Regions from separate parts of the Homo sapiens genome. Here region 2 is linked to region 1. Evidence: chromatin loops called from intact Hi-C (ENCODE). Cell type or tissue: testis. All regions are shown on one strand. Each heading gives the region's core, and the rest is flanking DNA. Links, peaks and the distances in the headings are about the cores only. Region 1 overlaps NCBP1 (nuclear cap binding protein subunit 1). Region 2 overlaps TMOD1 (tropomodulin 1).

What was found. Peaks named below come from ENCODE experiments on the same cell type or tissue, not always from the same donor. Only the 100,000 strongest peaks of a DNase experiment are listed, where the experiment ranks them.
Region 2: a loop joins it to region 1, with 2.6 times the contacts of the local background. A loop is called at or near these places in 1 of 110 quality-filtered maps.

What each region holds. Positions count from the first base shown.
Region 1 is chr9:97,637,099-97,640,012 of GRCh38, forward strand. The region is part of intron 1 of NCBP1 (nuclear cap binding protein subunit 1); the gene reads left to right. Among named protein-coding and RNA genes, the nearest start is that of NCBP1, 4.7 kb to the left of the region's middle. In testis, for the core only: a CTCF peak has its summit at 1,762; no DNase peak of the experiment used is centred there.
Region 2 is chr9:97,573,167-97,576,080 of GRCh38, forward strand. The region is part of intron 8 of TMOD1 (tropomodulin 1); the gene reads left to right. Among named protein-coding and RNA genes, the nearest start is that of TMOD1-AS1, 58 kb to the left of the region's middle. In testis, for the core only: no CTCF peak of the experiment used is centred there; DNase peaks (open chromatin) are centred at 1,555 and 1,855; H3K4me3 peaks cover 1,942 bases.

The DNA of each region.
Region 1 (2,914 bases), core at 263-2,762:
GAGATAAGATTAGAGAGATAGCAGAGGGTTGCATCTTATAGGGAGATTATAAAATTATACTTCTGTGTTGAGACTCGACTATCAAAGATTAAGGGGGGTAGGATTAGGAGGCTATACCAATGAAGTTCATGTAGTAGTCCATTTATAAACAAGGAAAAGGAAATGCTAAATGGAAAGTAATGTGTATGGATACTAGTCCAGTGCTAAATCTTAACTAATTGCTTAGACTTGCTTTAAAAATGTCTCTGAAGCTTTTTAGTTACTATGGGATATGCAGTCCATTGTTTGTTCTTTTAAGAAAGTATTTAGATTGTTCAAAATCTTAGCTAGAAACAATACGAATACAATTTTGGGAATTTGGGCAATTTACAAAAATTTCAGATTTGCTGTATTAGCCCCATTTAAGCTTCTTAGAATTAGGTCCTTGTCTTTTGGACTGTGGCTGATTTTTTTACTTAACTAAAGAAAAAAATAGAAGTGAAAGGATTTGTTATTTTGAGAGAGTATAGTTTATTTCAGAAGTGATGGTTGCCTGTTTTAAGTCTGCGGGCTCAAGGCATGTTATCTTTCAAGTTGTTCAATATCAAAATAGATGAGCCAAAAAGAAGGGAACAGTGTGCTTAAGGTTTAAAAACGTAATGTTGAAGTTGTTGGTTTTAGTTACTTTACTTTTCTATTTTACAGGGTTGGTTTTTGTTTTCCATTTTGTGGGTCTAAAATTTCTTGTAAGGCTATAAGATGTACAGTGTACCCGTATAAAATTAGGATTGACTTATAGAGGGGAAATTTATTTGGTTTATTAAGATCCTTTCAGATGGATTTTATACCTGCTTCTCTATACTAGCCAAGTCTGTCTGAGTGAAGTGGTAATGTTATCTTTAATTTACATTTTAAAACTTTTACATAGTTAAATTTTAATAAAAAATCTGTTCTTGCCTTGGGAACTACCATAGATACGTTTTCTTCAGGGTACATTGAGCGAATTCCCCAAATTGTATTCGTATTGTTTTATTTCATTTCCCTGTTCCCTTACCCAGGTTGTCTTATGAGTTCAATATCATGTTTCTGTTCGTAAGTTCAGATTTTGTCTGTAGTCTTCACCCCTTTATAGTCTCTCAACTATCAGGTGAAAGTGGAACATTTCTTACCTCTTAATACTTTCTGCCTCCTCCCATTCTCCAGACAAATATTGTCCTTTAATATAGCCAAAATGAACAAAGGGTTTGCAGTTCAGAGATGTGACTATGTACATGTATTTTCTAGTTGTTTCTCAGAAATCATACCTTCTCTTCCCACAGCACTATTTTCCCCTTTTCAAGCTTATAAGAGGGCCTAGGAGGGTTGCTTTAAAGGCTGTGGTATGATTCCAAACTGGAACAAGCCAGCTGGAAAGTTAAGTTAGGAAGACTGTAGAGGTGGAATAAAGGGTTGGCAAAATAGATGAGCCAGAAAGAAGGGAACAGTGTGCTTAAGGTTTAAAAAACAGCAACAAAAAATAACTGCTCTCATTCAGCTAGTTTTTCAGCATCTGCATTCTCCCAACCTCACTGAAATTTGGTTCTGAGGAGCTCTGCTTTCTAGAATACGGTTTCTTAACATCAGCACTATTGACATTCTTGGCCAGTTATTTGTTTTGGGAGATGCCCTATGCAACGTGAGATATTTAGCAGCATGCCTGGCCCCTACCCACTAGATGCCAGTTGCTTCCCCTAGTTTTGACTACTAAAAATGTCTCCAAGGTTTGCCAGATGACCACTGGGGGCAAAATCTACACCCTGTTGAGAACTACTGCTGTAGAAGAAGGCTATTTGAATGTCCTAGCTGGCAGCTTGCGTAAATATTACATCAATTATGCTTTTTTTCAATAAGTGAATCCTGGAAATGAAAGACCTTTGTGTGAAATTTGGCACTTTGGGTGGTGGAACCTTGATAGGTCCTGTGACTTAGGTTTGATCTATACTTAAGAATCAAGGTCCCTGAACCTCTGTGCCACACATGTCTACAACTTTACACAGGCAGATATCTCCAGGAATAAATACATCTCAGCTCTCATGCTGCATGCGTATTATACTTTTTGTGGCATTATCCTTTCAAAATTATAGTCAGTGGACATTCAGTCAGGTTATCATGGTAATTAATGGGTTGGGAAGTTGACGTACAGAGTGTCTTACCCTGTAACCTTTATAATACCCCCCCTCAGATCCTATGTGGATAGTAATAGATTCGTTTTATTCAGCTTCAGTTCATGTGGTATCTGAAGATCATTTCAGTCATTCAATAGATTTAACATTCCAAGCTTAGAATAGCCAGGTGCTGTGTTTTATGAGAATCACCATACATCATTTTCAAGCCAAGTGTTCCATAGGCAAGTAAGTGATTATGAACTTTGTAACAATAATTCCTTTGGCTGTTCAGATCTGAAGATTGAAGTTATATGTAACTTGCTACTGTGTAACCATATATCCAACTGCAGATTTTCATTATTAATACCGATTCCCTGCACAGTTACAGGCTCTTGCTTTCTTGTCCATATGCCGACCAAATAATTGAATCAATGGAAGTCGAAAATTGGATTGTATTAGACTAGCCAAAGTGTTTAGCAGCAGCATCAGGTTCCATACTTAACACTATTATTTTAATTTTTTAAGCTTTATGTTATACCACAAAAGGACTTAGGTGAGTGTGTTAAGGCTTTAAACAAAGTGGTAAGAGATACAAACAGCAAGGGTCTTAATAGACAGGTGTTTGAGGTTAATTTTTAGCACACCTTCATTCAACTTGAATTGTTGAGCAATCAAAAAGACAGATGCTTGGTAATGATTTTAGAATGGTAGATTTAAAAAACATAGAGATTATTCGAATGATATGGTTTTTAAATAAAGCAGTTATCAGTAATTCAGTTAATAAAAGCTAG
Region 2 (2,914 bases), core at 313-2,812, 64 kb before region 1:
AGGCCATCTCCACACACGGCTTCTGTGCTGCTCTCACCAAACTCTCCAAACTCCCCACAGAGCTGCTCTTCCCCAGGACCCCCAGGGCACCAGGGACCCTGCTCCCCAGGCCAGACAAGGCCTGGGGTGAGTCCCACAAATGAGAATATGTATAATGTCTGGGGTAGTGGCCAGATTCCCCACTTTTTATTCCAATATTTGACAATGAGGATGTGCTTAATATTTTGAAGAGAAGTTAAAGTAGATGGATTGTGCTGTCTTGTTTTCCCAGATTGGATGATTTGTGTCTGGCTTTTTTTACTCAACGTTGCGATTGTATCAGTTTTTTGTAGCTGTGTAACAAATTATCCCCAAATATAGCAACTTAAACAGCCTCAGAATCCTGGCATAAAACAATAAACATGTATTAACTCACCATTTCTGAGGGCCAGGAATCCAGGAGCAGTGTGGCTGGCTGACTTCGCCCAGAGTGCATGATCTGAGGTGGAGAAACTGCTTCCACCATGGCTCCCTCACAGCGTGGGCAGGAGACCTCAGCACCTTACCGTGTGCACCCGGCCTAGGGCTGTTGGAGTGTCCTCACAATATGGCAGCTAACTTCTCCCAGAGTGAGTGAGCCAAGTCAGAGAAAAAAGAAAGCCTCAGATGCCTTTTATGACCCAGCCTCGGAAGTTACACAAAGTCATTTCCACCATATTCTGTTTATTAAAAGTGAGTCACAAAGCACAACCCACACTCAAGGGGAGAGAAATCAGACACCACTTTTTGGAGGGGGGAGGATCAAAGAATTTTGCAGATATTAAGTCATCACAGTAAGAATTATCTATATTATTTTGTGTCACAGGAGTTGACCAGAAAGACCTCTGTAACTGAGAGGTGACAGCATGCTGGCAGCCCTCACAGCCCTCCCTCGCTCTCGGCGCCTCCTCAGCCTTGGCGCCCACTCTGGCCGCGCTTGTGGAGCCCTTCAGCCCGCCGCTGCACTGTGGGAGCCCCTTTCTGGGCTGGGCAAGGCCAGAGCCGGCTCCCTCAGCTTGCGGGGAGGTGTGGAGGGAGAGGCGCCGGCGGGAACCAGGGCTGTGCGCGGCGCTTGCGGGCCAGCGCGTGTTCCGGGTGGGCGTGCTCTCGGCGGGCCCCGCACTCGGAGCGGCCGGCCGACCCCGCCGGCTCCGGGCAGTGAGGGGCTTAGCACCTGGGCCAGCAGCTGCTGTGCTCGACTTCTCGCCGGGCCTTAGCTGCCTCCCCACGGGGCAGGGCTCGGGACCTGCAGCCCGCCATGCCTGAGCTTCCCCCACGCCGTGGTCTCCTGAGCGGCCCGAACCTCCCCGACAAGCGCCGCCCCCTGCTCCACGGCGCCCAGTCCCATCAACCACCCAAGGGCTGAGGAGTGCGGGCGCAGGGCGCGGGACTGGCAGGCAGCTCCACCTGCGGCCCCGGTGCAGGATCCACTGGGTGAAGCCAGCTGGGCTCCTGAGTCTGGTGGGGACTTGGAGAATCTTTATGTCTGGCTAAGGGATGGCAAATCCACCAATCAGCACTCTGTATCTAGCTCAAGGTTTGTAAACACACCAATCAGCACCCTGTGTCTAGCTCAGGGTTTGCAAATGCACCAATTGACACCTGTATCTAGCTACTCTGGTGGGGACATGGAGAACTTTTGTGTCCACACTCTGTATCTAGCTAATCTAGTGGGGAGGTGGAGAACTTTTGTGTCTAGCTCAGGGATTGTAAACGCACCAGTCAGCACCCTGTCAAAACAGACCAACCAGCTCTCTATAAAATGGACCAGTCGGCTCTCTGTAAAATGGACCAATCAGCAGGATATGGGTGGGGCCAGATAAGAGAATAAAAGCAGGCTGCCGGATAACGCAGTGGCAACCCGCTCGGGTCCACTTCCGCACTGTGGAAACTTTGTTCTTTCTCTGTTTGCCATAAATCTTGCCACTGCTCACTCTTTGGGTCCACACTGCCTTTATGAGTTGTAACACTCACCGCGAAGGTCTGCAGCTTCACTCCTGAAGCCATCGAGACCACGAACCCACTGGGAGGAACAAACAACTCCAGAGGCTCCGCCTTAAGAGCTGTAACACTCACCGCGAAGGCCTGCAGCTTCACTCCTGATCCAGGAGACCACAAACCCACCGGAAGGAAGAAACTCCTAACACATCCGAACATCAGAAGGAACAAACTCCGGACACACCGCCTTTAAGAACTATAACACTCACCTCGAGGGTCCGCGGCTTCATTCTTGCAGTCAGTGAGACCAAGAACCCACCAATTCCGGACACATAACTAGCAAAGCTACCTCAGGATGGAGCAGGTATCTCAAAGGGGGAGGAGTTCCCATCCTGGGGGTGTGTAAACAGCTGGGAGATGGAGGGAATTTTAATGTCAGTTAGGGTCTGGGACTCTGGAGTTGGATAACCTAATTCCCAGGCCTCCTTTCTGTTGTGTTTTGAAGTATTCCCAGTTGTCCATATCATCTGGGAATGGCCAGAATTGGCTCCGTCAAATGTCCAAAGTGAGATTCTTGATGTTCCTGTTGCGTCTGGCCAGAAAGGGAGCCTCAGAGCCACCGGCTCCAGGATACACCTTGTAACACCTAAGGTGTTGGTTGGTAATTTTGTTCAAGAGCAAATCTGATCTCTTTCTCATCTGATGGGTAATGCTCTGACATGGTAAAGGTGTGAGGACACACAGCTGTCACACACTGCTGAAGGGCATGCCGACTTTTACATCCTTTTGTCAGAGCAGTCTCAATTTTAATTTGAAAGCGCCTATCTTTCAACCTAGCAGTTTTGATTTCCGTAGGAAGCCTGAGGAATACCCCCTCCCTCCCCTGCCACTGCCACGTTGTTCGTAACACGAAAAAACAGAAGTAACCTAAATATCCATCTACACCAGGGCGTCCCGT